Linked DNA regions of Homo sapiens: regions 2 and 3 are each linked to region 1. Evidence: chromatin loops called from intact Hi-C (ENCODE). Cell type or tissue: endothelial cell of umbilical vein. All regions are shown on one strand. Links, peaks and the distances in the headings refer to the core of each region. The heading gives the core; the rest is flanking DNA. Region 1 overlaps LINC02026 (long intergenic non-protein coding RNA 2026). Region 2 holds the start of LOC105374283 (a long non-coding RNA gene). Region 3 overlaps LOC102724877.

Region 1 (9,972 bases), core at 2,448-7,447:
ATAGCATAAAATATATGCTCTCACAATATAAAAAGCCTTAAAGGATGTGTTTTATAGACCTCTGGGTAACAAGGCATTGCATTTAAGTGTTTAACTTCCTCTACACCAACAGCCCCTCTGAAACAACCCAGAGAAGCATAAAAAAGGAAAAGCTTTGGTGAAAGGGGAGAAAAAGTACTACAGCAATGTTGGGAACAAGGCAAGTGCACCTTCCACATGGTAGAAATTGGCACCATCCTTTTCAATATGGCTTAGATGGGACCAGAGGACGGGAGACACTGTGGACAGTCTTGCAGCTCTTCTTCCTCAAAAACAGCAGTGGTTATAGGAAGTAAAGGGCAGAAGGACCTTGAGATCCCCACCAAACATGACTGCCCCACTTCAGTTTTGGAGGGCTGAGGGAGTGTCGTGTGCAGGTTAGGTAAGAAGACCAGGACTTGCTTCAGCTGTAGATGAGGAGCATTTGAAAGCAGTAGCAGTAGGAGACCCCGGCATAAGCACAATGGCTCCATTACACGGATATTATACAAGGGAGCCAACTTCACCTTGTGGACAACAACTCAAGGAAGGAGATAGAAGAAAACACAGCTTCATCCTAGTGTTAAGTCAGGCAGAAAGAAAATGAAATGCAGAAAGTCAGCACAGGACCCAGCAGCTGCATCACTGGTAGAGAAGGGTGCAGACAAGGAGCCCCAGTCCTCTCCCTAAGCCTGTGGTAATTCCAGCTCCCTCCTTCTGCCTCTGTCCCCTATTGTCTGCCCTTGATCCCAGCTTCTTCTCTACTCCCCTCCATCTGTTGCACGTCTTAAGCAGTCACATAAATTTACTTCCATCAAAAAAAATGTACTCGCATTGTTTATGAACAAACAGCAGAACTAGACATACTTTTTTCTCGTTTCTTATAAGTAAAAGAGAACCAACATGGGGATTATATAAGACAGAAAAACTAGGCTCAAAATACAGAAAAACACAGTATCTGGCTGGGCGCGGTGGCTTATGCCTGTAATCTCAGCACTTTGGGAGGCTGAGGTGGGAGGATCAGTTGAGGTCAGAAGTTTGAGACCAGCCTGGCCAACATGGTGAAATACCATCTCTACCAAAAGTACAAATATTAGCCAGCCATGGTGGCACACACCTATAATCCCAGCTACTTGGAAGGCTGAGACAGGAGAATCGCTTGAACCCAGGAGGCGGAGGTTGCAGCAAGCCAAGATGGCACCACTGCACTCCAGCCTGGGGAGCAGAGTGAGACTCCATCTAAAAAAAAAAAGAAAGAAAAGGAAAAAAAAAGAAAAAGAAAAAGAAAGTATCTTTCTAAAAAGCAAACATGAATTACAAAATTTAGGAAACTCAGATTTAGGTTCCATAAAAATTCCAATAAAAGATAAATCAAATGATGAAAAATGAGAGATAAAAGCAGCAATGAGCAGGGCACTGGCTCAGCAGAGGCGAAAAATCACAAAATCACAAAAGTTAAGGAAACTAAAACAGAAATAGTAAATTACAATTTTCACTCAAAGCGAGAAAGAGTAGAACAGGCACTGAGACAAGACAAAATTGTCAATGCAGGAGAGAAACCTGAAAAACTGCCATGGAATAAGGAGGAAAAAGGCAAAGTGATATAAAAAATGAGAGAAAAGTTGTTGCGTTTGAAGAAGAGATAATATAGAAATCACAAAGAAGAGATGTTCCTGGGGCGCGGGGAAGAGCAGAATAAATAAAACAAACAAAATAAAATATAAAAGAAGAAAACTTTCCTGAGCTGATGTTTTCATTAAGACCAGGGTCAGCTATCCGTGACAGCTGTGAAACTAAACCATAAGGAAGGCGAAATATTTTTTATTCCATGCAGCTATGTGTCCATAGGCATATCAGGAATTATGTTTCTAAGAAGAAAACTATGGATTTGGAGGAACCACTACCAACGTCTGCCATAATTGAATAAAAATGTACATTTACACATCAAAAGATCTCACGAAGTACCTGGCAAAATTACCTTAAAGACTTCAACTAGCAGATGAACTCAAGTTCAAGAACAATAAGAGCATTTTACAATTACCTAGACAGGAAACAAGTTAGCTTACCTACAAAGATAGAAATATAGACTAGCATCAGATAGCTCTATAACATTAAACATCAGATGAAAATGGAGAAATGTTTATAGTTTTGAGTGCAAAAAATTGCCTGCTAGTCAAGAATTCTAAACTCATTTAAGTTGTCATTCATGTCTGAAAAAAATTTCTTATATTTCTTTACATTTTCTTACAAAAATTTTCAATTATTCAGATTCCTAAGCCATATCACTGACATTACTTTTGAAAAAACTACTTAAATCATACTCCAGCCAACTAGAAATTATTCAAAACGAAAAATGGAGAAGTTCTAATGAAATGGAACTCATGGTTGTTACTTTATTTTTATTTTATTTTATTTATTTATTTTTTTGGAGACAGGGTCTCACTCTGTTGCTCAGGCTGGAGTGCAGTGGTGCAATCTTGGCTCACTGCAGCCTCTGTGTCCTGGGCTCAAGGGATCCTCCCACCTCAGCCTCCTGAGTACCTGGGACCACAGGCACATGCCACCATGCTCAGTTAAAAAAAAAAAATGTAGAGATGGGGGTCTCACTACATTGCCCATGCTGGTCTTGAACTCCTGGGTTCAAGTGATTCTCTTGCCTTGGCCTCCCAAAGTGCTGAGATTACAGGCATGAGCTAGCATGCCCAGCTGTCATAGTGGTTGCTAAAAATCAATTAAACATCCTCTAAAGTATGGTTGTAAAAGACATTTTAAATACAAAACAGTAATTCTTGAAAGAGAAAATAATTTTTAAAATAATAACTGGCACACCTTTGTCAAAATTCAATGAATGCACACTTAAAATTTGTGTATTTCATTGTTTGTAAATTTTGCCTCAAAGAAAAATACTGCAAGCAATTATTAAACTCTAGTTAATGATATTTATGCAGAAGTATTCAAGAAGTATATTGATGTCTTTGTCTGTTTTACATTGCTATAAATGAATAGCTGAGACTGAGTAGTTTATAAAGAAAAAAGGTTTATTTAGCTCAGAGTTCAGCTGGATGAGGGACTGGGCATCTGGTGAAAGCCTCAGGCTGCTTCCATTCATAGTGAAAGCAAAGGGAAGCCAGCGTGTTCAGAGACCACATGGTGAAGGATGGAGCAAGAGAGAGGAGGAGGGGAGCTGCCAGGCTCTATTTAACAACCAGCTCTCTAAGGAACTAATAGAGCAGGAACTCACTCATTCCTTCCCATACCAGGGACAGCATTCATCTATTCCTTAGGGATCCACCCCAACAACCTGAAGGCCTCCCACTAGGCCCACCTCACCTCCCACTAGGCCCCACCTCACCTCCCACTAGGCCCTACCTCCAATATTGAGGATCAAATTTCAACATGCGATTTGGAAGAATCAAACATCAAACTACAGCAATTGATATTTTCAATTTACTTTGAAATGCATTTGTTTTAAACACGGGTTGATAGATGGACAGAACATGATACAGCAAGTATAGGAAAATGGCGATGGTAGACACGTGGGTGTTTACTGTAGAATTCTTTCAACTTTTCTGTATGTTTGAAAATGTTTATAAAACAGTACGTTGGAAATAAAGATAACCCCTGAGTCTAAAGTCCAAAATTAAATACATAAAATAAGAAACTGAGTGAACTTAGGAAGGAGGGGAAAATAAAAGGTTATTTCTTCACCTTGCATAAGAAACAATCAATAGGTAGCATTTTTAAAAATCAAAAATTGGGAAAATATAGATTCGTGTATTTTTAAAATTTTCAGGGCAATCCCAATAGAATTTTAAAATAGGACCTATACCTTCCATATCACTAGTGGAAAAATAGAAAATACAAACAACATAACACAAACAATTTTAAGCAGAGAGCAAGAAAATATTTTTAAAATCCAGAAAGCATAAGCAACTGGACTAAAGTTAAAACAAAAATGGTAACTGTGATAACAAATGTAAGTGGCTTTAGCTCCCATATTTGAAAAACTAAACTTATCAATATGCTATCATCCCAAGATATATACCTCAAATAAAGAAAAGCATTAGAATAAGAAAGGATAAGCTAGCAAATACATCACATGCACAAAGACTCAATTTGTAAAGAAAACAGGGTCACAATATTTTGTATCAAAGTAGAATTTAAAACGGAAAACTTACATGACATTTAGATAAATATTGAAAAAGTGAATAGCATGTAAATAACTGTCATGATGCTTTAATTGCCACATAATGTAGAATAAAAACAAATAAAGCAAGAATTCGTGGAAATTCAGAAAGAAATGGATAGAAATGACTTAGTAATGGCCGACTTTAAAGTCACCATCTTTGACAGCTCGGAAAGGTAATACACATACGATAATATAATAATAAGTTAAGAAGCACCCCAGGCATGTTTCAATCAGTGCAAGTTGATCAGGACAATACCTTTGCTCACACAAGAGGCTGCACTTTTTCTTAATGAAAACGGACATATGTGACCTTCTTTGGCATGCACCTACCATGGATTTACACTCGGCTTATGCTGTCTACACACCCCATTTGCACGTGTGCTGCCAACAGACCATTCTCTCCTACACATGAGATTTAACCAGACCCAAAAGCTATAAAACCTAGAGACGTTTCATTGTTGATTTGGAAGAAGAAACGGTATGGGCTGTAAGAACTGGAAAAGATTTCTTCTGACTATTAAACTCTGAGCTATTTCAAAGCAATAGATTCTAGCTATAGAGTGTTTAATAAAATGAGGAGGTTTGGGATCTTCCAAGCTATGTTTCATTTCCTAACCCTAGACCATGCTTCTGCAACTGGAACTAGAGATCAATGGGAAGAGCAACAAGGGTAAGGGAGAGTTGATGGATGTGCCTGAGGACGTTTTAGGTTTGTAGTAATGACAACATAGTCCACTGGGGGAGCTCTGCGGGCTGTTGAACATGTAGAATAGGACCTAGTTGGAAATGTGGATTGGAGAGCGAGCATCAAAAAAGTGAGTTAAGGGGGGAGGGGGGGAGGGATAGCATTAGGAGATATACCTAATGTAAATGACGAGTTAATGGGTGCAGCACACCAACATGGCACATGTATACATATGTAACACACCTGCACGTTGTGCACATGTACCCTAGAACTTAAAGTATAATAAAAATAAATAAATAAATAAATAAATAAATAAATAAATAAATAAATAAAAGTGAGTTAAAGCCCCACAATTCAAGTTACTTCGAGGATATAGGATTAACAAAGCCTGCTCAAGCCAAATGATGGGGACACGGCAGGCCAAACAGGGAAGTCTGTGTGTGATGTGATAGGCAATATAAAGCCAGCAAAGGTCTGGGATCAGGGAGGTCATTGTAATTGTCAGGAAATTCATATCAGATTAAGGCCAGTTTTGCCTCCCCACGTCTGTCAGCTGACATGTCTTCTGCCCTGTGAGGAATGCAGAATGCATCTGCTCCCCCTTCCACATGGCAATAGAGAAAAAAGCAGGACTAACACTTTGCCTTTGTGCATTTCACAGGAATAGCAGGAAAAGCCTTTTGAGAAGGCTCAACACTCACAGAGAAAACCACATTAATCATCAGCCTAGGAAACTGGAACACTCCACAAAACCATTGCTATAGATTCAATATTTACACAAAATCTGGAGGTTGAAGTTCTTCCTTTCCTTGCCACAGAAAGGAAACCATGAAAAGCTGCCAGAAAGAGAATCTCAGTTCCTATTTACACTCGCCAAATTCATAAAGCGCAACATTCTCATCTTATAGATAAGGAAAACTGAGTCGCAAAAAAGACAAAGTGTCTTGATCAATAACGTGTTCATACCCTTTACCTGACCATGCACATTTTGAGGTGCGGAAACTGCAGCCCCAAGCGTACAATGCCCTGCCCGACATCACACAGAGAGTGAACACCCAAGCAAACAGTCATCCCCGTTTGCCCCACTGCTCTACCCCATGTACCAACCAAAGCAGGCTAAGCAGAGAGAAAAGGAGGAAGGTAGCTGTGCTGTGTCTGAAGAAGCAAACCAAAATAAGTCTCATTCAATCCGGTCTTTGGGACGGGTAAAACCCCTAGTAATAGAGGAACCTGCAGACACGTAGTTGGGTTTTGGTGGAAATCATTGGGACCTTCTCTGCTATGTTTCTCGAAACAGTGTCTTTCAGCTTTCTGCAAGGGAGTTTCCCAGAGGTCTTATTACAAGTATGGTTTGGCTGGAGCCCAGCCCAGACTTCCTGGGTCAGAATCTCAGGGTGGGGCCCTGGAATCTAAATTTCTAACAAGCTTCCCCAGTGGATTTTATACACACTGAAGTACAAGAGCCACTGTGGCTCACATTCTTGACCAGACAGTATGAAAAGACTAAGTTCAGATCTCATCCCCAAGATGGGGGTCAGACCAGACAGGGGTCACCGTCCCGCCTTTAGCACCCGGGCCCCACGTGCCCTTTCAGCCCCTGCTCGTTGCTCAGCACAGCCCAGCCCAGAATTACTCCTCCTAAAAGACATCTCTCTGCCATTTTAATTTCCAAAACCTGTCATAAAAGCAGCTCTTCTCTTCTGATGAGGTAATTGGTGCCATAATACCATTAGGAGGGTGCCCCTGGTGCACAGCTCAATTAGGAAAGGTGTATTAAATGATTTACATTTCTTTCTTTAGCTGAAACACTAGTTATAGACTTGCTAAGTAATAGGATGTTGTTAATGAGCCATAGCATGGGGCTCATTTAATTCAATACTGTAGCTTTCTAGCTAATTGAGGCATTGTTCTTCTTTACCCCACAGTCCAATTTTTCTTCTCCCAAAGCCAGGGGAAGAAAAAGAAAGGAAAAAAAGAAAAAAGAAAACCATTCGAGGGTCAGACAGCAAAAGTAAGAACCTCCATAGAGTCTGATTCCCAGCCAGTTTATGACAGCCCAGCCTTCCAGGGGATAAGATTCCCTATGTTAAGAGCTGACTGCAGGTTCATTCTAGGCTGAGGCTGAACCTAGAGGCCTGAAGAGCCCCAGGCTGAAGAACCTGGTTACAGTGTCCCCATCCTGTGAGTTCTCCACTCTACAGGAGCTCAGGGGAGGCCTGACTTGGGATCATCTAGCCTTGGTAATAAAAGTGTGGTCCATGAGCGAGCATCACGTGGGGGCTCGCTGGAAATGCAGAACTCATGTCCCACCCAAACCTACTCAGCCAGAATCCACATTTAACAAGATGCTCAAGTGATTCTCATGCGCTGCAAATTTTACGAAGCACTGGTCGAGATCCTTTCAGATTGAGCCACAACCTCCCAGGCCTCCCTCAGGGAGTGTTCCCTACTAGAAGGTAGCCTATTCCCACCCCACAGAAACATTGCTCTTTTTTAAAATATGGGACTATTCTCATGGAGGAAAAAAAAAACTTTTTTAATGAAAACAGAGAGACAGAAAGAAACCCAGAGAGAAACAGTAAAGGCCAGAAAAGGGTTGCTGAACTTGAGAAGTTCAAAAGCCCATATTTCATTTTGCTCACAAAACCACAGACCTCTCCTGCAACACACCCAAAGACTGCAGCTTTGCCTCTGCCAAGCCGCAACTGAATGGAAAGCCAGGAGAAAACACTCTTTCTAACACAGGAGAGCCAGGAACTCCAGTGCAGAGACCAACCTTCCAACCTCAGGGACTCACAGTGTGTGGAAGCAGCCAGAGGCCTTAGAAGTTATGTCTCACTCCCTTCATCCTACAGAACAAGAAACTGAGTCGTGCAGGGCAAGTGACTTGTTCAAGCAACCCAGTCCCGTTAGTGGCAGTGCTGGCTGGGATTGGGCCCAGATCTCCTGTCTCCCGTTCTCTTGCCCTCACACCACGAGACCTCAGAGAATCTATACAAGGATTCTCTTAAGATCAATATGCAAAAGCCGTTTCACTAATTTGCACAATATGAAACTATATTCTTCTAGAGCAAGTGTGACATTACTCAGTTGCAAACACTGCTGTGGACAGGTAATGTCAAGGAACAGGTTTGACTGCTGGTCTCCAGACTACAAATTAGCTGGAATAATGGGCAGAAAGTGATAAATAACCTGAGCTTCTCTCAAAAACTTGAACTGAACTCAACACTGCAGATGCTTTATCTGTCTTATTCCCCACTTTTTATTCTCTTTTCTTAACTGGCTGCTTCGTTCCTTCCATCTTTTACACCCGTACATTATCTGTGTGAGAAGACAAGCACCACCAACTCAACGGAGTCTCTCCACAACTGACTATGAATGGTTTGGCTGAATGCCCAAAGTCACCATTTATTTTTTCTTCAAATAGACAGCCAAACTTGAGAACCAAGTCAAAATAACATAAATGCCCCTCAAAACCAAAAGTCTCAACCAGCAACCCATCACCTAGCAGACCACAAGAAACTCAGATCCAAAATGACCAAGTATCCCCAGTGGGAGAATCCACAAAAGAAAACCCACTGTAAGGATGGTACTTCACAAAATCCAGGTGGATAAACCTCAATTCTCAAAACCCCCTTTTTCTGCTACCTCCTGAAGCCAAACCACCTTCCCATCTCAATGCCCTCTGCAGCCACCATCACCGGAAGTGTCAAACATCAGCCTCACGCTTATTCTGCCCATGAACGTGAGGTTTCTACATCCAGGACTTCTGGAATCACCCCTTTTTGTGGTATTTCTTTGGGTCCTGAGCACCCTGCCATTTTTCTAAACTGAAGAAAAGGGGGAAAAAAGAGGAGAAGCAAACGAAACTTCCCTGCAGTGATGTGAGTGACTGCTGTGTTTCCATGGTTTGCTCTCCACTGTTCTCGGTGACCCCTGCGGATTTCCCTTATGAGTTAGTGTCCCGGAATGTCTCTTTATTAGGTGTCTGGAGAAGTAAAGCTGTCCTGATGCCAGCGCCCCCACACTGAGGACTTTATTAGTTTTTTAATTTTCTGTCTGGGTGCTCCTGCTGCATCAAACTTTCCACAGCTGTTAGGAGCTATTAAGTCCGTAGCCTCATTGGGCCCTTTCCCCACCCCTACCCTGCTGAAGAACATGGGAAATTTCTGGACATGCTACGTGGAGCCTTTAAAATATGAATACTTTGTCTCTCTGGTGAGAAAGCACTGGGGTCCAGATGGGGAGAAGATGTTCTGCCATAAGAAAATCTCCTGGTCTGGTCCGTGCCTTGGCTTAGCACAGGGCTGTTCAGGCAGTGTGAGGACCCGACAGGAGGGAGGGGCAGGCAGAAGGGAGAACCCACTTTTTTATCCATTCTGCCCAGCAAGTAGGGGACCGGGGTTGTCCGGGCGTCGGGGGAGCGGGGAGCTCAGACTGTTTTTAGACTGACTTGGAATCCGGCCCAGAGCTTGATGCCCGGTTCAAAGCATTCCCTCCTGAGTGGACATTACAAGACCTGCAGCGAAGAATAAAACAGAAAGACTTGCAAACATTTGCCTTGTAGGCGCACAGCTGTGGTTTTGTACAACAGGCCAGTGCTATTGCTCCTGTCTCCCCTGAGAGGGGAACACGAATACCTATCCACTCCCAAAGCCCCTCCCTGCCAGCATCCCTGAGATGCCCAGGCAGCCCAGATGAGGCCCAGCCGTCCATGAGACTCCCAGTGTGTAAACCCAAAAGCAGGTGTGCACGTGCGTGCATACACACACACACACACACCCAGCAACCTGGCTCTTTCCCATAGCACCCATGCATCTGGAAGGCAACACAACCACTCGGCCAACTCGGGGAGGATGGAGTAAGGGCCTTGAGGGTCCAGAGAATTCTCAGCCTCGTTCTGGCTCCAGCCTGCCCGGCAATTTGCTTTCCAGCGGCTGCCTTTAAGCCTCCCTTTGAGGAGACTTATTTGCAGGGTGAATGAGAAAGCCTAGAGAGAAGAAAAACCTTTGGAGATACCCGCCTGGGGAACAATTTTGCCTCTGAGAGCAAGTTGGTATTTGGGGTTAATCCCTCTGTG
Region 2 (9,972 bases), core at 1,627-6,626, 180 kb before region 1:
CGGCTTCCCGAAGTGCTGGGATTATAGTTGTGAGCCACTTGAACTCCCTCCTTTTATTCACTTAGCACGTATACCTGCAAGTTTGTGACTTGAAGGGGTTTAAATTTACCCTCTTCTGCACCAGTGGTCCGAATGTGAACCCTACACTGTGAACCCAAGACAAAACACAATGCAGGCTGGGCATGGTGGCTCACACCTGTAATACCAGCACTTTGGGAGGCTGAGACACACAGAGAGCTTGAACCCGGGGGTTCAAGACAAGCCTGGGCAATACAGTGAGACCTTATCTCTACAAAGAAACAAAAAAACAAAAAAACAGACCTAGTACTGTGTGCTTGCAGTCCCAGCTACTCAGGAGATTGAGATGGGAGGACAACTTTGGCCCAGGAGGTAGAGGTTGCAGCAAGCTGTGATCACACCACTGCATTCCTGGACTGTAGAATGAGACTCTGTCAAAAAAAAAAAAAAAAAAAAGAGATGAACCTCTCATTTAATGCTTGTTAAACAGATAATCTCCACATAGATATAAAGAGATGACTGCAGATGCATTCTTTTTTGCATCTCCCATGTACATTTTCCAAGAGATTTTGCACTGCTCTTTGGGGGGTGTGACCCCTACTTTATAAGGACAGTAATCATCCAGGGACTGACATGATTTATCCAAACTAAGCTGCTGCCCTATTTGAGCTACTCTGATTTTGTGCTTTGGAGGCATTAGAGTTGAGCATCTGAGAACAGAGAGACTTGGCTGAGTTTTCTAAATAATAACTTCAATATACTCAGATGCGCTAGGAAGAAGTCACGCTGTCAATATGATACGGTCAAAGGACTCAGGTTTCTCCTTCCACCTTGAACTGAAGATGACACATGCACCAAATCATTTTTTTCTAAGCTTTCTTTTAGCTTCCATGGCTGCAAAGCAGTGATAATTCAACTTGCCATTAGGGTTTTAAGTACTCCCAGGTATTAAATACCTAGCATTAAACAGTACAAAAATATATTTTTAAAAATACCAACTAGGAAAGTGCTAAAATGACACTCTGTCTTTGCCTAAGTATACTATGAGAAATGGAAAAGCTGGCCTCTGGGGGGCCATCTGCTGAGCCCAGGAGTCTAGGAAGCTTCGATGATATATGTGCAATCACTGAATTATGCTGGAGAAAAGATCTAAAACAGACATGGTTTCAGAGCATTCATGATAAATGGTTCTTCACAAATTGAAGCTGATTATTTCTCTCCCTCACATTCCCAAAGAGGTGGTCTCTGCTTTTAAGCAGAGTTCATTCCTGGAAACTCCATCTTAAAGGGAAATCCTAGTCTGATTGTATAGTTAAGGGTCTCTCTCTTCAAACATGTTCAGTCTCATGAGAGAACTGAATGGATGAAAGTGACAGGAAGGAAGAATAGGCACATTTAGACCCCGTCAAACAAGCGTGGCAAAAACTGAAGCCTGCTTGAAATGATGCTCTGTAAAGAGAATGCAGTTTCGTATAACGAACAATTGGTGCAGTTATTGAATAATGTAGATGGCCGTTGAAGTGAAAAAGTGCAGATGGAGACACAGTAAGACCTGACGCATGCCTGGGAGATTTAGAAAATGGTTCCCCAGGCCGGGCGCGGTGGCTCACGCCTGTAATCCCAGCACTTTGGGAGGACGAGGTGGGTGGATCACGAGGTCAGGCGATCGAGACCATCCTGGCCAACATGGTGAAACCCCATCTCTACTAAAAATACAAAAATTAGCTGGGTGTGGTGGCGCATGCCTGTAATCCCAGCTACTCGGGAGGCTGAGGCAGGAGAATCACTTGAACCCAGGAGTCGGAGGTTGCAGTGAGCTGAGATTGCACCACTGCACTCCAGCCCGGAGACAGAGCGAGACTCCGTCTAAAAAAAAAGAAAAGAAAAAGAAAATGGTTCCCCAAATGGAGCCCACTGTGTTGCCCCCAGCTTTCTCTTCCCTTCACCTGGGCCCTTCTTCTACCCTGAATATCTTGGCCCAGGGTAAGGGACAACTGTCGTAGAGAGCCTTTCTGTGCCTCAGTTTTCTTCATAGGAAAGTGACCATGCAGCAGTCCAAGGACATTCGCCAAATGCTGCAGAGCCTGGGAACTAACCGCCTCCCTTCCAAGCCTGATGGAAGAAATGGCCTCCCTTCTAAGCCTGGTGGACCTGGGACATCTGAGACCAGAAAACCAGAGGCCAGCTGATTAAATATTAATAGTTAGCTGTTATGGGAAGGTCTCTTGAAAGAGTTCAAGACCAGCCTGGGAAACATATGGAGACGCCATATCTACAAATAGTAAAATAAGTTAGCTGGGCATGTGCCTGTCATCCCAGCTACTCAGGAGGCTAAGATGGGAGGATCACTTGAGCTCAGGAAGTTGAGGCTGCAGTAGCTATGATTGTGCCACTGCATTCCAGCCTTGGTAAGAGAACAAGACTTCATTTCAAAAAAAAAAAAAAAATCCTGTAATCCCAGCACTTTGGGAGCCTGAGGCGGGCAGATCATGAGGTCAAGAAATCGAGACCACCCTGGCCAACATGGTGAAACCCTGTCTCTACTAAAAATACAAAAATTAGCTGGGCATGGTGGCACATGCCTGTAATCCCAGCTACTTGGGAGGCTGAGGCAGGAGAATCGCTTGAACCTGGGAGGCGGAGGTCGCAGTGAGCCGAGATTGCGCCACTGCACTCCAGCCTGGGTGACAGAGTGAGGTTCCATCTAGAAGGAAAGAAAGAAAGAAAGGAAGGAAGGAAGGAAGGAAGGAAGGAAGGAAGGAAGGAAAGAAAGAGAGAGAGAAGGAGAAAGAGAGAGAGAAAGAAAGAAAGAAGAAAGAAAGAAAGAAAGAAAAAGAAAGAAAGAAAGAAAGAAGAAAGAAAGGAAGGAAGGAAGGAAGGAAGGAAGGAAGGAAGGAAGGAAGGAAGGAAAAGAAGTTAGCTGTGGTGTTAGCTGGGCCAAACTAAGAACACCAAGTCAGTTTTGTCTGTGTTTTACATCTACAATTTTAAATATCAAATTTAAACATTGAAAAGTTTTTTTTTTCCTTTGAACTGGTGAGTGGCTTTGGCTCCCAGCAGAACAAATGGAGAGAAAGCAATGAACTGTCTGTGGAGTGAGTGTGTATTAAAACGTGGAATGAGGATCTCCCCCACGGGGCGGGGAGACTAGGAGAAAGCTGCCAGAGGCTGCTGGCAAGAGATATCCACTGGTTCTAGACCTGGCGGAGAGCGCTGGAGGTGGGTGGGGAGGTGGGGGTTGGGGAGCGTGTTGGAGTTGGGCTTGGGTCATTGTAGGTGAGCCGGCGTGGTTCTCTCTCAGGAAAGCACCAGAGAGGCCTGGCTCTGGGGAAGTTGGAGGTTTTACTCCCTGGCATCATCTGCAGTCGAGAGTGATCTGGCAGATACTATCTCTCCCAACCAACTTGGCAAGGCTCTGGTCCTGTGTGAGGAGGCAAGGAGTTCTCTTGGATGAGGTGAGCACACCCAGGTGAGGCAGCACACAAGAGGTCCACGCCTGCTCTGCAGACAGAGGGAGGTTAGCATCCGGAAGAGGCAACTACACAGCTGCCACCCCATTCGGTACTTCTCTCAAGGCACACGGGCGGTGTGGCAGAGCCTGTTCCTTGCTGACCAGTGTCCATTCCCCCTTTCTTCCTTAGTATCGGATTCCAGTTTTATCTGGAGTGGTGATGAGGCTACATTTCCAGCCCTCCTTGCAGCAAGGATGGCCAACGAGACGCAAGCACAAGTCATGACGTGGGTCTTCAAGGGGCCCGACTTGGTGGGCAGAGCGCTGCATTGGCCTTTGGCGTTCCCCGTAGTCCTCTGCAGGGGACTCTGCAGTAGCCCATGAGGTTACAGGGCTGATGCGAGGCTTGTGCTCTGGTAATGATTGATCATTTTGTAGGCTGCAGCCTATCTACAGATGTCTTTTAGATGGGCAAATAAACTCCCAATTTGGCAAAGTCACTCCAATTAGGACTCTTACTACCAGCTAAACAGAATTCCTAACTGATCCAGATGGACTTGGAGAGAAAAGAGCTCCCAGTCACTGGAGATGTGCAAGCATCAGTGGCAGGGGTTAGTGGGGCGAGGGGCCTGGCAGGGGCTGGCGGGGCAAGTGCAGGACTAGAAGTATTTGCTATTTGGTGACCCTCTGTGAGGTGTTCAAATCCCAGCCTGCTGGGGCTATTGGTTAACTGGTTTTAGTCTGAGCCTTAAAACAACAACAGGCTCAAAAGAGAAGAAATTCATCACAAATTAGGGGCCCATTTGTGTCACCTGCCTCTAAAGTCGGAGGCTCTGCAGCAGACGAAGCCCTGTGTTGCTGGGGAGAAGGTGGCTTCACGGACACTCCCGTTTCAGTGTGACTGCCTTTGGGGCCTATAGGGGGCACTAAGGAACTATGGGATCTTGTTGCCTCTGTGGCGGGGTCAGCGCTCAGACCTCCAGCCAACCCAGCCAGCAAGAAGAAGGAATGGGGCTGGGGCTGGGACAAGGGTCGGTTATAGTGGGTAGAAATGAAATCGCCCCTTCCCCATTCTTCTTAAAGATCTAAAATGCAGAGCACCTGATTTTAAAGTTCAGAAGAAAATGTCTCCCCTCCGCAATGAGAACTTGACATTTCTGTCACTGAATCTTAGACTAGAAAGGGGCCTTGGAGATCAGCCAGTCCTCACTATTCATTCAGCAGATGAGAAACTGGAGTCCCGAGAAGGAAAGTGATGGATCCAAAGAGAGGCAGGGCGTTAGCAGCAGGGCTGGGCCGCAGGCTGGGCCTTCCAACTTCCAGCAGAGTGTTCTTTCCACCACACCACACCCACCGTCTTGGCCACGTTTGTTCTCTTTTCTGGCCCTGGGGGGACTCTGGCAGGGCTGGGGGTCTGATGTGAACTGGAATCTGTTCAGTTGCACCTCTCATTGCTCCTGCCAGCTCGCCAGCTCTGGCTGATGGAGGCAATTAGAACCAGACATCCCATAAGGCCATTCCAGAAAGATCTCTTAAAATTCCACAGCAGCTGGGGACTTGCCTTTCCCTGCAGGGTTCATCTGGTGTGTAAATACCTAGTTGTGTAAGGCACAGGGTTGGGGGGCCATGCTTACACATACACAGTCTCTCAACCCACATTCACCCACAGATAGAAAAATAGAGAAATATTCAGTAGGAATTCCTTTCCTTTCTACCTCCCAAAGAGAGAAGTGAAGAATTTACAGGCCACCCTGGGAACATTTAATTACTTGCTGCTGAGGGATGGGCACTGTATTTGCACTGGGCAGTGGGTGGCAGAGGGTGGGGGACATCCCTGGTTTTCTTCCTTGCACCGCAGAGGGCTGCTTCCCACCACTGGGTTCTGAGGAAGGCCAAGCAGTGTTTGTGGCCAGCTTAGCAAATATGCAGTCCAGGAGCCTGGCTCAAAGATGTTGCCTCAGTTTATCTGTGGGAGCCTTGAGGCACCAAAAGACAAAATGGCAGAGCAAGGAATCCAACCCAGGACCACTGGCTTTGATTAACCTGTTCAATGATCTCCAGTGACTGTAACATCAAAACTGAAGGGCAGATCCTGGCTCATGAGTTGATGGAGCCCTCTCTTTCTCAGGACTCCCATTTCACAGTTCTCACCAGTCAACCTTGCTTTGGCCAGCAATGTGCTGCTGTTAGTTGGCCAGTGTTTAAGTAGACCCAGAGGGCCTTTTGTTAGAAGTCAGTGGGAAACAGCCAAAGCATTGCAAAGGCAGATGGAAAAACCAGACACGTTCTCTAACCTGAGGGAGCACCTAGTTCCACTGTGATTTACAGGAGGCTAGAAGGGGAAGGAAAGGGTCATCATTCTGACAAGTCTACATACCAAATTGGTTGCAGAGCTTAAGAGAGAGCCCACATCTTCTGTTTCCCAGACTAGAGTGTTTTCAACACCATCACACCACCACTCCCAACTCCTCCCTTTGAGGTTGCATTTGGCCTGACTATCCCATGAGAGTAGTGTAAAACAGTGTTAAAAAATTAAATCAGGTCATGATTACTATAATTTTTTATTGGGTAGGCCCAATAACTCTGAGCACCTTTCGAAAATCTGTCCTGGGACTTGTGGTTAATTGGTGATTAATCACCGATCCATTTATTAGATGATTTCACATTACCAATTGATGTTATCTCTGTACTCCCCATTTTCCAGTGATCTCCTCTTGCTGACATCCCTTAGATCTTCTATCTGTGTTCCAGATGTGGCATTTTGCAGACTTAGCACTCAGGGAGAGAAGAATGAATCCATCAGTTCGTTCTGCTGCTGATTTTTGTGTTTGGAAGTAGAAGTGCATTTGTTTATTTACTTATTCAACATCAAACACTTGCTGGTGCTGGGAAAGGTACCAGGTGCTGGGGTAGTTGCTGGGGAATAGAGGGACAGAGAACTTGGTTTTAAGGGATTTAAATTTTGGTAGAGGGAGACAGAACATACCCACAATTAGCTCTAATATAGAGAATAAGCCCTACAAGAGAAGGAAAGATGAAGTGAGCTCAGAGGGAAAAATCACTTGGAGAATAGGGGGGAGAGCAATCAGGGAGGAGTTCCTGGAGGTGGTGGCATTAAAGTGATGCCTAGAAGGATGAGTGCTTCTGCTGTGCAGAGACTGGGGAGGTGGAAGAAGTGGGGCAAGGCATTCTAGGTGGGGGAAGGCAAACAGGAAGGAGAGCCATGGCTTGTTAGCAATCATGAGAGGGTCAGTTTGGCTGATTAGGCTGGTTGGCTGGAGGCAGTCCTTGGATGGTGACGGATATCAAGTGAAGAAGTTTGGGCATCAGGCATGGAGAAACCACCATGGCTTCCTGAGTGGACAAGCCATGTGGGCATCACTACCCTAGAGAAGGGTGAGCAGCAGCAGCGTGGACTGGGTGGGCATGCACACACTGTGACTGCCTTGCCCCGGAGCACCTCTCTGTCCTGTAGTCACTCAGAGCTCTGCTGTGTGTCCATCTCTCCCACTCCCCCAGCATGAATCCATAGACCCCAAGAAAGACCTGCACTGTCTTGTGTTTGAATGATGACCCCCTGGCAGAACTCAAACCACACACCCTGCTGAATGGAACTCTCTTTTTCCTTTCCATAAAACCAGAGAAGTATGCAGAAACCTCGAAGGTCATCAATTCCGACATCCAGTTGATGCTTAGATTTCCTCCATTGCTTCTCTGCAAAGCGATTGTCTGTTCCATGCTTAAATATCTCCAGTGATGGTGAGCTCACTACTTCAAGAGGCAGTCCATACTCAGGGTAGTCCTGGACTCACTAATAGAATGGACGGAGCCTGCACCATCCCCATTTCTGCCTCACCCTCGCCCGCTAGCACTGTGACAAGACATCTGTCCACATGTGTTGAATAGCCCTGAAAGAGAGAGATCCCCTTACCCCAGAGCACATGAATTTCCCAGAAGGTCCCTGGAGTAAAAATCTGGTATTAATTGTACTCCTGTTTGGGCAGCACTTTAGAGTTTGCAAACGGCTTTCACAGGCTTTATTGTTCTAGTGCCCACAACACCACTGTGAACAATGCTGTGGCATTTCCATTTTATGTATCAGGAAACAACTCCAAAGGGAACTCGCCCCAGGTTGAACATTGTGTAAACGTCAAAGCCAGGATCCTACTCCCGTTTCTTCTGACTCTAAATCTTGGAATTTTCTCAGCAAACCAGGTAAGCAGGGAGGTCTGTCCCCAAACACTAGCCTTGGGATGTTTTTTTTTTCATTAAACAACGTATTATGGATATAATTATTTGAATCAAAGGGGCAGGATGGTGTGTGTGTGTGTGTTTGTGTGTGCTTGCATGCAAGGCCACGGACGTGCCATGGAGGTACTTTATACTAAGCTGAAATACTTGACTAACAGGTTTCCTCTTCCTGTTTCTCTTCTAGAAGTCTTACCATGGCCCTGTCTCAGGGCACTCAGCCCCAAAGTGGTGGAGCAAGAGCACTCCAATCGGCACCACATGCTGAGCAATTGAGCTAGCATGCTGATAGAGGCAGGGACGACACAGGCCTTGTCATCGATAACAGGATGAATACTGAGGGCCATCAGCCCATGAGTTCTTTGCTCGTCTATCCTAGAAAAAGGAATGTTTTCAAATACCTCCACTATCAATCACCAAGAAAAAAACATTTGTTATTCATTGTTTTTTGTGTCCTCTGATGTAACGTTTTATCCAGGAGTTCAGGGACCTCAGTTTCTTTATTTGTAAAATGGGCATAGGTGTGTGTGTGGCGGGGTGTGGTGGGGGGCGGTAACCATGGAGGCATTGGACCAGTTGTTCAAAAGGGACCTTCTCAGTTCTAGGTATTTGTTTGGTTTGGTTTGGTTTTGAGACGGAGTCTTGCTTTTGTCGCCCAGACTGGAGTGCAATGGCATGATCTCGGCTCACTGTAACCTCCGCCTCCCGGGGTCAAGTGATTCTCCTGCCTCAGCCTCCCGAGTAGCTGGGATTACAGGCGCCTGCCACCACGCCCGGCTAATTTTTGTATTTTTAGTAGAGATGGGGTTTTGCCATGTTAGCCAGGCTGGTCTTGAACTCCTGACCTCGTGATCCACCACCTCAGCCTCCCAAAGTGCTGGGATTACAGGCCTAAGCCACTGCGCCCAGCCCCTTCTAGGTTCTGAAAGAGGGAAAAAAAATGTAACGTGGTTCCAAAATTGACAGTGACCCAGGTGTAGTGATGAAGGAATAGATTCATGCATGTGCAGTTGCCAAAGACAGAGAACCTCCAAGCGGCCCTGGGGCTGTGCTTGTCTGCCCAGTGAGGGGATGCATGAGGAGACTGCAGAGACCGCTCCTAACAGGGCTGCTGTGTGATCCCACCAAAACATTGCAAAGAACTTGCTACAAAGTTTGGGGGAATTGCTGTCCATAGTTTCAAATAAGATGTTGCAGAATGACAACATCAGGGTGGCAAGATATGTCCAAAAGAATACTGAAGCAAGACAGAAGACGGCTGGAGGTTAGACTTATGAACTGGGTAGGGCTGGTGATGGTGAGGAGGAGAGAGAGGGTCAGCTCATTCAGAAACACCCAAGGGAAGAGCACCAGGAATCCAAAAGGGGTTGCCCTGTAGGGCACCTGCCCAGGGATGTATGGACAAAAGATCTGGCTTCAAGCCAGCCTCACCACTTACTAGCTGTATAACTCTGAACAATTAATAGCACCTGCCTCAGACTCAGTTTCCTCAGTGGGGAAATGGGAAGAATACTCCCTACCTTACAGAGCTGCTGAGAGAGTTAAATTACATGGAATATGTGGAAATGCTTAACAGAGTCCATTCATACATTCAGCAAGCATGTGTTGCGTGTCTGCTGTTTGCCTGGAAAATAGTAAGTACTCTATCACTACATTAAAAATATAAAGTCGGATAGAAAATGCATTCTTTGAAGTCTAGAATAATCCTTAGGTATTAGGGAAGTTCGTAAATGAAACCATCGAAAAGATAGGTGAGTTGTTTGTTATTCATCATTTTGGGTATTTGTTGGTGGAGAGAGCTGAGCTATTCAGTGAATTCCGGTACTGGCAAGATTAAATGGAGGGGAAGGACGGAAAAAAGCCGTCTCCTCCAACAGAGAAGAAAGACAAAGGCCTGAGCTTTCACAGCCTGAGCTTGGGCTAATTAAACCAGTGTTGTAACATTTTTCTTTTCTTTTCTCTTTTCTTTTATATACAGGGGTTTTGGGGCTCTATCATCTTTGCCACAACACTGGACACAGAAGGCTTCTCTAACTGTGTTTTAGCCCATTTGTTCCTCATTTGGGATCCTTAGAATTTTTAGGGGTCCATGAGGATTGGAGTAGGGATTTGTGACATACTTTCAAAATTTCAAACATCATACAAGAAACCATGTGTCCTTACAATGAGGTTTTATTTGGCTAGAAGATTAACCAGTCATGTTGATCAGAGGCTCTGGTGTATGCTTTGATGAATAAAAAAGAGAAATAAAATAA
Region 3 (9,972 bases), core at 2,448-7,447, 120 kb after region 1:
GTAGCTCCGTGGGGGATAACCCTGCACAGTTCTAGGATGCAGAGTGATAAGTGTCAGTATCACAAGGCTGTGGTCCAGGACAGGAAGTGAGAGGTATGCGGTGTGGGCCCAGGTTAAGGTGCTGCCACTGCACATCTGTGAAGCTGCTCAAAGCATGTGACCCCCTGGGTTCTGTATTCTGGCTGGAGTAAGAGGCAGTCTGAAGAGGAGCTTTCCAGAAAGCTTTGGAGTGTTGTGTCTGCTTCTACCATGTCTCTCCCTGGAGTCCAGGGCACAGGCTAAGCCTGCTTGAGGCCTGCTGCTTGCCAAAATCTGTATTAGTTTCTGATTGCTGCTCTAAGAAATTACCAGAAAATCAGTGGCTTCAAACAATATTAGTATATTATTATTCTACAGTACTGGGGTCAGAAGTCCAATACAGGTCTCACTGCGCTAAAATCAAGGTATTGGCCAGGCGGTATTTCCTTTCTGGAGGATCCAGGAGAGAATCTGTTTTATTGCCTTTTCCAGCGTCTAGAAGCTGCCTGCATTTCTTGGTTTGTGGCCCCTTTCTCTATCTTCAAAGCCAGCAATGACCACTTGAGTCTTTCTCACATTACATCACTCTGCCTCTTCTGCCTCCCTCTTTTATTATAAGGACCCTTGTGATTACACTGGGCCACCTTAATAATCCAGGATAGTTTCCCCATCTCGAGGTCAGCTGATTAGCCAACTTAATTCTTCCTGCAACCTTAATTCCTTTTTGCCAATAACATAACATAACATATTCATTGGTTGTAGGGATTAGGATGTGGATGTCTTTGAGTTACCATTATTCTGCCTGCCACAGATACTGTCCTGCCTTTCTTTGAAAAGAAGAGCTCATGATTTACAAGGTTAATCAGGGCTGACTTTTTACACTGTCCTTGGAGCCAGGAAGGGAGAACCTGCTTGTCCCTGAAACTGTCCCTAGGATCCCACATGATCCTGGCACAGCAGCCTGCTCTGTCAAGGACAACTAAGCTCAGTAAAGCTCCAGGTCAGCTTGGGCATCATGGGAAGAGCCTGAGCTTCACAGACAGAGGGACTGAGCTCCTACCCCAACTCACCGACTAGCTAGTGGTGAGACCTAGAGCAGGTCACTCAACCTTTCTGAGCCTCCATACTCCCATCTGTACAGCAAGGCTAATGCCCTAGGGGGCAGTCAGGATTAGAAATCATTTTTTCTACCATTAAAAAAAAATTATTGAAGTCTCACTATGTGACTGGCACAAGGCTAACTCCTGGCAGAAGGCTAACTCCCTGCTCTCATCAAGCTTGGATTTTAGTTGGGTCTAACATGTGGGAAGTCCTTAGATAGCCTGGGAACACAGGTACGCAATAAATTGAAAACATCTTTTGAGCTCTCAAGCCTGCAATTATCAAGAAAATAATATTATGTTTTAGTTACTTATTGATTTATAACATACAAAACTAAGCATAACCCCTATTCGACTTGATCCTCACAACAATAATCCAGGGATGGGGCAGAGAGCAGCCCTTCCATGGTTCCTCTTGCACCCACAGTGAAACCCTGTGCCTAATGCAAGCACCCTCAGTCATGCAGGGCAGGTCACCTCCTGTTCCGTTTCCATCCTTTCGGGTTAAGGGTAAGAAACCAAAAACTAAAAAAAAAAAAAAAAAAATTAAATGGCTCTTCTCTAGCACTGCAGATGCAGTAACATATTTATACTATGCTCTCACCTGGTATAAATGTTTTGACCATATTCGGGGGTGGTGGAGGGTGAGGAGAATGTTTGCGCTTCTCTTTTTGCAGTTAGCCCAGGTTGTTAGCTGCATGTTCTCTTGTCTCTCTCTCCCACAAAGCTGTGAACTCATCGCCTAGGGACAGCGGGTCTTAGGAGGCCCCCATAGCAAGACCCAGGGAGGAACTTTGCAATTATTTAGCAGCTCTTGGGAAGCACTTGCTAAATCCAACCCCCTCACCCATCCCAGTCGCTTGGTGGAGGAGACCCCTACAGAGTCCCGGCCAGAAGTCTCAGATGGCTATCCCATGCAAGACAGTCTCTCGAGGGCTCCATTGTTATACTCAAGTTGGCAGGAATAAGCTTCAGCCAGCTGGCCCGAGGATCCAAGTGATACCAGCTGGTCCCCAACCTACAGAGTGATCATGAGCATGTCTGTGAACTGGTATCTGACAGTTCGCTGTTCCCCATCTCCAGTTCCTGGAAGGGAAGCTACAACCTAACGGTGCCAAGGAGGGGTGGCTTGATGTGGAAGGCGGTTGTCCCTCACTGTCCCGATTACCCACCGCGTGCCTCTGCCTCCCTTTCCCACACTCTGCTGCTTTGCTACCGTGGTGCCGGTGCTCAGTTTGTCAGGCCTCCCAGGCTCAGCAGGCAGGATGCCGTAATTCTCAAGAATAAAGAAAACATTTTAGAGTCTGACAAGCCCAACATTTGCATGTCTGTTTTCAGAGAAATACCCATGTTGGGGGATTAATCCTCTTTCTTCTGCCCCCCTCCCATCCAGCCCAAAGTAGGAAAACATTCTTGACATAGTTGCCTGAAAAGGATTTCTAAAGAGAAAAATACTGCCCATGCCCTGTGATTTCAGGCACTTAGTGTGAAAAGCACCCAGAGGAAGGTGATAGGGTAAAGAACAGAAAAGAAAATATCCTCTTTAGTCAAATAGATTGTTGATCTTAAAGTGGACGGTGCATTAGCTTTGTCTCTAGTCTCCAGAAATAGACATGTTGGTGCTCTACTTAAAAAGGCATGATTTCTGCACTAAGAGCCGAGCCTGTGCTCCCCTAGGCTGTGGATTGGAGGATAGTAAATGGGGAAAGGGGCAAAAGCCCAAGGCCCAGAGAGGCACTCGGCAGAGGAGAGAAACACAGGGTTTATCTCTTGGAGCATTTTACACTAGGACTTAGGCTTATCCAGATGCTAAGAGACTCTGAATTTGGAAGAGAAAAAATACATTTTACCTCATATTTGGGAAGGCCTGCTTCCCAAAGGTCTGCCTCACTCTTGGGGAGGTCCTCTCTGATCTGCTCTGAGCATTAAAAGTAAATTTATGAAAGAATTCCTGGAGAAAAGCCAACTAGGGCGACTTGTTCTGAATCATTAAAGTTTCTGTCTTAAAAGATGATTTCCACAAAGGCCGACTCTATTCTCGTCTCTCAGGTTGGGAAGCTGATGAACTTGTAAGCAGTAAGGGCCCTCTGATGAGATGAACTTTGCTCCCATTGTTCCAAAGAAAGCGAACCTGTGCCCAGGAAGGCGATTGAGGATGGAGGGGCTGGTCCAGGCAGATGTAGCAAAAGGCAATTTTAAAGTTCTTAAGACAATGTGGGCATGCCCAAGATCACAGCCATGCACCCATGCATCCATTCAACAACTGAATGTTTGTGTTGGCCAGAGCCCTGTATTAAATGGCGATTCCCTTCAACCTCGAGAGGGCACGTAAGCCCACAAAGTCCTGGAAAGGAGATACGATGGGAAGCGCAGGAAATTCAGAGAGCCCACGGTGAGTGTGAGTGGACTGACCACGGTGGAGCCATGAAAGCATCTCAATACCAACCCCAGAGGCAAGGCCCAGTGCGTGGTGGTGAAGACAGGTGGTCCAGGACAGCCTGGATGCTCAGAGAACTTCCTGTGGGCCAAGCCCAAAATGGCACAGGCTGAGGCAGCACATCCTGCGTGTCCATCAGGAGAGCAGTTTCCAAGTGGAGCCATGGGGAAGGAGCCAACAGGAAAGGACCCTCTTCTCTGAGGAGCTAGGGACATGGGGAGAGCTCTCCACCTGAGCCTGGGCCAAGAGGAGGGAACGCCTGGCAGGACCCAGTGCCCAGAACAAAGGAGCTTGTGTCAGGGCCTCTGGGATAGGGACCAGGGGAGGCCAGCGGCGTGAGGCCCAGGTGAGACTTGCACTGCACAGTGATCATCTGGACATGCTCTCAAGCACCACAAAGAATTGTCGCCTGATTGCTGGAAAGCAGAGGGCCGGGCTGGGGCAGACCCGAAAGGGGAACCTTGAGAAAAGAAATGGAGGGAGGCAGGAAAACTTTCTTTGCAACAATGGTAGCAAAGTTCATCTCATCGGAAGGGCCTTGTTGCTTACAAGGTCATCAGCTTCCCAACCTAAGAGATGGGGATAGACCTGGCCTTTGTGGAAATCATCTCTTAAGACAGAATCATCAAAAATTCACTCTAGTTGGCCTTTCTCCAGGAATCCCCACACAAATTAACTTTATATGCTCAGAGCCAGTCAGAGAGGACCTCCCCAAGAGCGAGGCAGATGTTTGGGAAGTGAAACCAGAGACTTTGCCTTAAAGGGGACACATTCCCTCCTGCTCCCCACTAATCCTAGAGTCTGCAATAAGCTGTCTGAGATAAGAGGGGCGAAGAAACCAGCCAGAGAAGAGATGCAAAATTCCTTAAAGTTCTTGATCTGTAGTTCTTATCCCAAACGTGTGGCAAAAAAAGAAAGCTACCCACCACCTTTATGCCTTTCTCCCAGTAAAAGACTAATTTCAGCTGGGCAGGGTGGCTCAAGCCTGTAATCCCAGCACTTTGGGAAGCTGAGGTGGGCGGATTGCCTGAGGTCAGGAGATCGAAACCAGCCTGGCTAACATGGTGAAACCCCGTCTCTACTAAAAATACAAAAATTAGGGCATGGTGGCGCACACCTGCAGTCCCAGCTACTCAGGAGGCTGAGGCAGGAGAATCACTTCAACCTGGGAGGCGGAGGTTGCAGTGAGCCGAGATTGCGTCACTTCACTCCAGCCTGGGAGACAGAGTGAAACTCCGTCCCAAAATGAATAAATTAATTAATTAAAATAAAATAAGACTAATTTCAAAAATCCCTCTTAGGTACACAGCAGAGTATAGCATACAAAATGCATTTGGCCCTCTCACCCTGGGTTTCATTCTGCGATTTCCCTATAAGCATTTAGATTTCCTTCTGCATGACCCAAGCTAAGACTGGAAGGGAAGCTTGCCATCAGCTGACAGTGAGGAGTGGCAGGTAGACAGGCCTTAGGAGAAGGGGGAGGTCAGTGTCTTGGGACGTCCGGCCCCAATTCTGACCCCCAAAAGGAGAGCATCAAGGCCCAGAAGCATTCAAGCAGAGGTGAAAGCACACCCCACACCAGCAGCATCTGCCTCACTGCCACCCCCAACCCCAACTTAACCACCCGGTTCTGCTCGGGGCTGAACTGATTAGTCATTCATAATGCTTAAGTCATTAATTCAGGAAGGAAGCCACGCTAGCTGCCTCTTCTCACTGGGAGTTTGCTGCCGTTGCAAAACAGATGAGTAATCAGACATTCCGGGAGCCCTCGTTAAGCCCATTGCCAAGAAAGGTGTCTTGCAGCTCATTTGCTGCGGGGGAAGCCACGCTACAGGCCCTGAGTCACGCTGGATCCAGGGGAGGGCAAGGCCAAACTTGCTGGAGTGCAACATTGCATCACCGAGATCTGCGACGGAGAGGCTTACCCAGCCACCGAGCTCCACTGACCTCACCCACAGCCCCAGCTGGGGCTGACCCTCTGTGGGCTGCTCCGCTGCTTCTGGGGTTCGGGGAGGCTCAAGGGGTCAGAGACAGACATCCTGGGAGGGACACCCGGTACTAGATGGAGTCTTATGTCCCTATATGACAGGTGCTAAAACTGAGGCCCACAAAGGCAGTGACACTTGCCTAGAGTCAAACCTAATTCAAACAGATTTAGGATAGAATTTCATCTCAGTTTTTTTGTCCCCAGCAATTTTCACTGCACCAAATTACATCAATAGGTAATGCAGGTAATGTTAAAGGCTAGACTGTGAATGGCAACGTAGTAAAAACTACCCGACGTCCAGCAGCAGCAAGTACTTTAGAAAATTGTGGTCAAATAAAATGAAATGCTAACCATCCATCTAAAAAAGATTGTTACCACTTTACATTCTGATATGGAGCTGTCTCCAGGATACGCTTTTTATTGCTGTTGTTGTTGTTGTTTGTTTTCTTTCTTTTTTTTTTTTCTTTTGAGATGGAGTTTTGCTCTTGTCACCCAGGCTGGAGTGCAATGGCGTGATCTTGGCTCACTGCAACCTCCGCTTCCCGGGTTCAAGCTATTCTCTGCCTCAGCCTCCCGAGTAGCTGTGATTACAGGCGTGCTCCACCACGCCCAGCTAATTTTTGTATTTTTAGTAGAGATGGGGTTTCGCCATGTTGGCCAGGCTGGTCTCGAACTCCTGACCTCAGGTGATCCACCTGCCTCAGCCTCCCAAAATGCTCTTAAATGGTTTTTAAGAGCAAGAAAGCAACTTATGGAGACAGTACGTATGGTGCACTACTGTGTGAAGGAGGGACACACACACACTCCATAACACCTAGTGTTCCAAAGGAGTGCAAGGGCTGGCACTAGCCATGCGAGTTATTATCAGAGTGCATTTTCCAACCCGTGCCCTGAGTCGAGCTTCCATGAGTGCCTCTAACTTGTGGCCACTGAGCCTGGCCAGCCCCGTTTCCCTGTACCCCTCCTCCACCCCAGTGCATCTCCATGCCTGAGTGTCCAGGTGCTCAGGAACCTCTGCGCAGGCAAAGCTCTGGGAGAGGCCCCTTGGTACCCCCTACTCCCCCTTCCCCTAGTGTCAGACAATGGAGGCCCAGCTTCGAAGCTTGCCTGAGGTCACAAACGGACAGCCCCAGAAAGAAAATGCTTCATGCCTCCGTGTCTTAAAGCTTTCATTCTTTGTGAGTTGTCTGTTCACACATAAAGACCCCTGAGAGGAATCACACCTTGAGCTCAATCAGCCACCACCTCATTATTTACCCACCAGCCTCTCCTTGGGTATTAACTCACACCCAGGGAACAGCAAAGATCTCAGGAGAGGGCCTGATTGCTCACCCACCCTCCAGATGGCTTCAGGGCACAAACTGCTCCCCAGCTCCTACTCCAACCCCAGGGAGGAGGGGCCATCTGAGCTGTATCTGGTCGACCTGTGGTGAGAACAGAGCCTCTGGGTAGGACTGAGTCCTTCCACCATCCCATGAGTCACCTAGAAAAGTTGCTTCAGGAACTCCTAATATCATTTTTCACCTCCCAAGGAGTTCACATCTATGCACACGTTTCCATCTTACAGACCAGGAAACAGGCTCAGAGAGAAGAAGGGAATTATGTACCTCGGTTTAGAGCCAAAGTGTCCTGCCTGCATTCCAGCTGTTTCCATCCATGTCCATGTCAACTGGCATCTGGAACTACTCGTAGCAGCATCCACTCAATGTGAGTTGACTAAATGGAGGAAAATCTACTATGGTGCTTGGAAAAACTGGGACTCTCATGATTTAGGATATAAAGATTTGTCGTCTGTCTGAATGGAAGAAAGAACAGGGCAGTGCTGTGGGGACACTAGGACGTCCTAAGGAAACACACTCACTAATTTAGGGTAATCAATCAGGTAATACTATTTATGGGCTATTAATGATACATGAGGATCACACTCGGCCCAAGTTCTTTGCTTTGTTTCACTCTCTTGCTCTGACACCCTCTCCTAAGTTTCAAGGCTTTTCCCTCCCACCACCCCTCCCAGCCATATCACCACCACCATATTTTAATTCCCCATTTTTCTTTTTTTCTTTCTTTTTTTTTTTTTTTTTTTGAGACAGAGTCTTCCTCTGTCACCCAGGCTGGAGTGCAATGGCACGATCTTGGCTCACTGCAACCTCCGCCTCCTGGATTCAAGTGATTTTCCTGCCTCAGCCTCCTGAGTAGCAGGGATTACCGGCACGCACCACCATGCCTGGCTATTTTTTTTTTTCTGGTTTTTTTTTTTTTTTTTTTTTTTTTTTTGTAGAGGCAGGGTTTCATTCAGCATGTTGGCCAGGCTGGTCTTGAACGCCTGACCTCAGGTGATCTGCCCACCTCGGCCTCCCAAAGTGCTGGGATTACAGTCACTGTGCCAGGCCCTTATTCCCCATTTTTCTGTCCACCCTCCCTTTGTCACCATCGCAAACGTCTCCCAGGACGGACTGGGCTTGCCTTCATATTGACCACGCATGTTTATGCTGGGACACTCTTTCCTTTTTGAGGTTCTTCCCTCTTATTGATGTGCTTATTAATTAATCAGATGTTTACTGAACACCTGCATGCAAGACCCTTTCCTAGCGTCACTGCGTATGAATAATCATTGAAAATTACACAGAGTTTGGTATATGTCTCGTAAGAACTAAAGAGGAAAAGTTACTCTATAGAATCCTAAAATGAAATAACTTCTAAGCAACAAGATAGCAGTAAAAAGCTTGAGTTTTTATTAATGTATTATTATTATTTATTAATTATATTCCTCTGTCTGAAATCTTCCCTCAGTCACCAGGGTGGAATCGATAAATGGCAACATTTTCCTCTCTGATGTTTTTTAACTGCATTAAAAGGCATGGAGTTTTAATTTCACATGCATTTGTTTCTGGGTCTTGGGTCGTTTTTTTTTTTTTTCTTCTTCCTCAAAGCAGATAAATGAGGTTCCAAACTTCAGATAATAAGGCTTAACAGTGAGGCGCTTTTTAAAAAGTGAATCATTTCTCAGTTCTCCTTTGCTAACCTCTCTTGGTAACATTAATTATGAGTTTGTGCACTGTGCCCCAAGGCGAGCTCGGCTTTCCCAGGACAATTAAAGTTACTTAATTATTAAAAACTGTGTGTGCTGCTGCCCAGAGAGAAAGAGGCGGCCAGGCCTGGCTCCCGCAGCCCCTCACAGGAGTGACTGGACACTGTGGGAACCGGCCCCTTTCCCTCACCATTGTCATTCTTTCAGTATAATCTATGAAAATCCCCCCCACCGCCGCGGCCTCTCCCACCTCTGCATGAGTGATTTAGAGACTGCCCACCACTGAGTCCAGCCTGCCGGCTAGTCCTTGTCCTGGGGTGAAAGAGGGGCCCTTGAGCCTGGAGGCGGAGGGAGATGACCAGGCCTCTGCCTAGGGCTCTCGGGTGGAGCAAGGGCCTTGGAAAATGCTGAACCCCTGGGTTGCTGGGTTGCTGTTGGGCCCATCCTTCCTCAGGCTTTCTGCCCCATGGGAGCAGGACGGGCTGCACAGAAATGTCATAATGTACCCTTAAAGGGGGTGGGAGGGGAGGAGGGTTGATGTGGCCCTTCGAGTGGGCATTTCCAAGAGTGGATGCCAATCTGTAACAGCATTTTTTTCTGGGTGGTTCTTTGATCACAGGAGTGAAAAAACTATAGGTGGCCCTGGTTCTGCCATCCACACCCAAAGTGACCTTGGGCAAGTCATTCCTGCATTGGGAAGCTTGGCTTCGTAGTGAGAGGCAGCCTAGGAGCTTTAGGAGCCTCTAAGTCCTGGTACTTAGATGGAGTCTAATGCTTTCCCGGAAAGAAAACCTCGAATTTTCCATTTCTTTTTCTACTTTCCTTCATTCACCCGGCGAGCACCGACTCTGTGCACCATGTCGTAGGGACAGAGGCGTGGACACAGCAGAAGCCCTGAAGGCCACAGCCTCTACTCCTATTGATTGTCTTGCACACAAGAGGAAATGAGGCTGAGAAGGAAGGGGGCTGGTCCTGGGATCCCCCTGCGTGGCAGTGTGAGGCAGGCGGGGACCTAGTCCTCCCAACAGCCGGCCTGCTGAGCATGGCCAGGCCACCGCTGCCGCCTCCTTCCTGGTTTTCTGTCTTCTCCCTTCCTGCTCTGTTTAACCCCTCCCACAGTCAGCTCATCCCTGGGCTCCAAGTCTCTAGGGAAATATGGTCCAATAGAAATATGCTGGCCACAGGCCGGGCGCAGTGGCTCATGCCTGTAATCTCAGCACTTTGGGAGGCTGAGGCAGGTGGATCACAAGGTCAGGAGTTCAAGACCAGCCTGGCCAAGATGGTGAAACCCCGTCTCTACTAAAAATACAAAAATTAGCCAGGCATGATGGCATGTGCCTGTAATCTCAGCTACTCGAGAGGCTGAGGCAGGAAAATTGCTTGAACTGGGGAGGCAAATGTT

Evidence for each region. Peaks named below come from ENCODE experiments on the same cell type or tissue, not always from the same donor. Only the 100,000 strongest peaks of a DNase experiment are listed, where the experiment ranks them.
Region 2: it touches region 1 in a loop (5-fold over the local background); 24 of 110 quality-filtered maps call a loop at or near these places.
Region 3: a loop joins it to region 1, with 4 times the contacts of the local background. A loop is called at or near these places in 4 of 110 quality-filtered maps.

What each region holds. Positions count from the first base shown.
Region 1 is chr3:193,965,414-193,975,385 of GRCh38, forward strand. All of the region lies in intron 1 of LINC02026 (long intergenic non-protein coding RNA 2026), which reads right to left. Among named protein-coding and RNA genes, the nearest start is that of LINC02026, 33 kb to the right of the region's middle. In endothelial cell of umbilical vein, for the core only: a CTCF peak has its summit at 4,931; DNase peaks (open chromatin) are centred at 4,968 and 5,468; H3K27ac peaks cover 375 bases.
Region 2 is chr3:193,783,922-193,793,893 of GRCh38, forward strand. LOC105374283 (a long non-coding RNA gene) reads left to right here and starts at 3,331. Exons shown (of 4, transcript XR_924839.2): 1 at 3,331-3,473; 2 at 7,111-7,228; 3 at 7,572-7,684; 4 at 7,905-8,163. RefSeq lists an enhancer at 7,728-8,385. In endothelial cell of umbilical vein, for the core only: a CTCF peak has its summit at 4,366 (motif pointing right); a DNase peak (open chromatin) is centred at 4,410.
Region 3 is chr3:194,084,398-194,094,369 of GRCh38, forward strand. LOC102724877 reads left to right here. Exons shown (of 6, transcript XR_002959666.2): 4 at 7,110-7,249. Among named protein-coding and RNA genes, the nearest start is that of LINC02028, 18 kb to the left of the region's middle. RefSeq lists an enhancer at 203-252 and a silencer at 2,403-2,697. In endothelial cell of umbilical vein, for the core only: no CTCF peak of the experiment used is centred there; DNase peaks (open chromatin) are centred at 2,514 and 5,314; H3K27ac peaks cover 1,744 bases.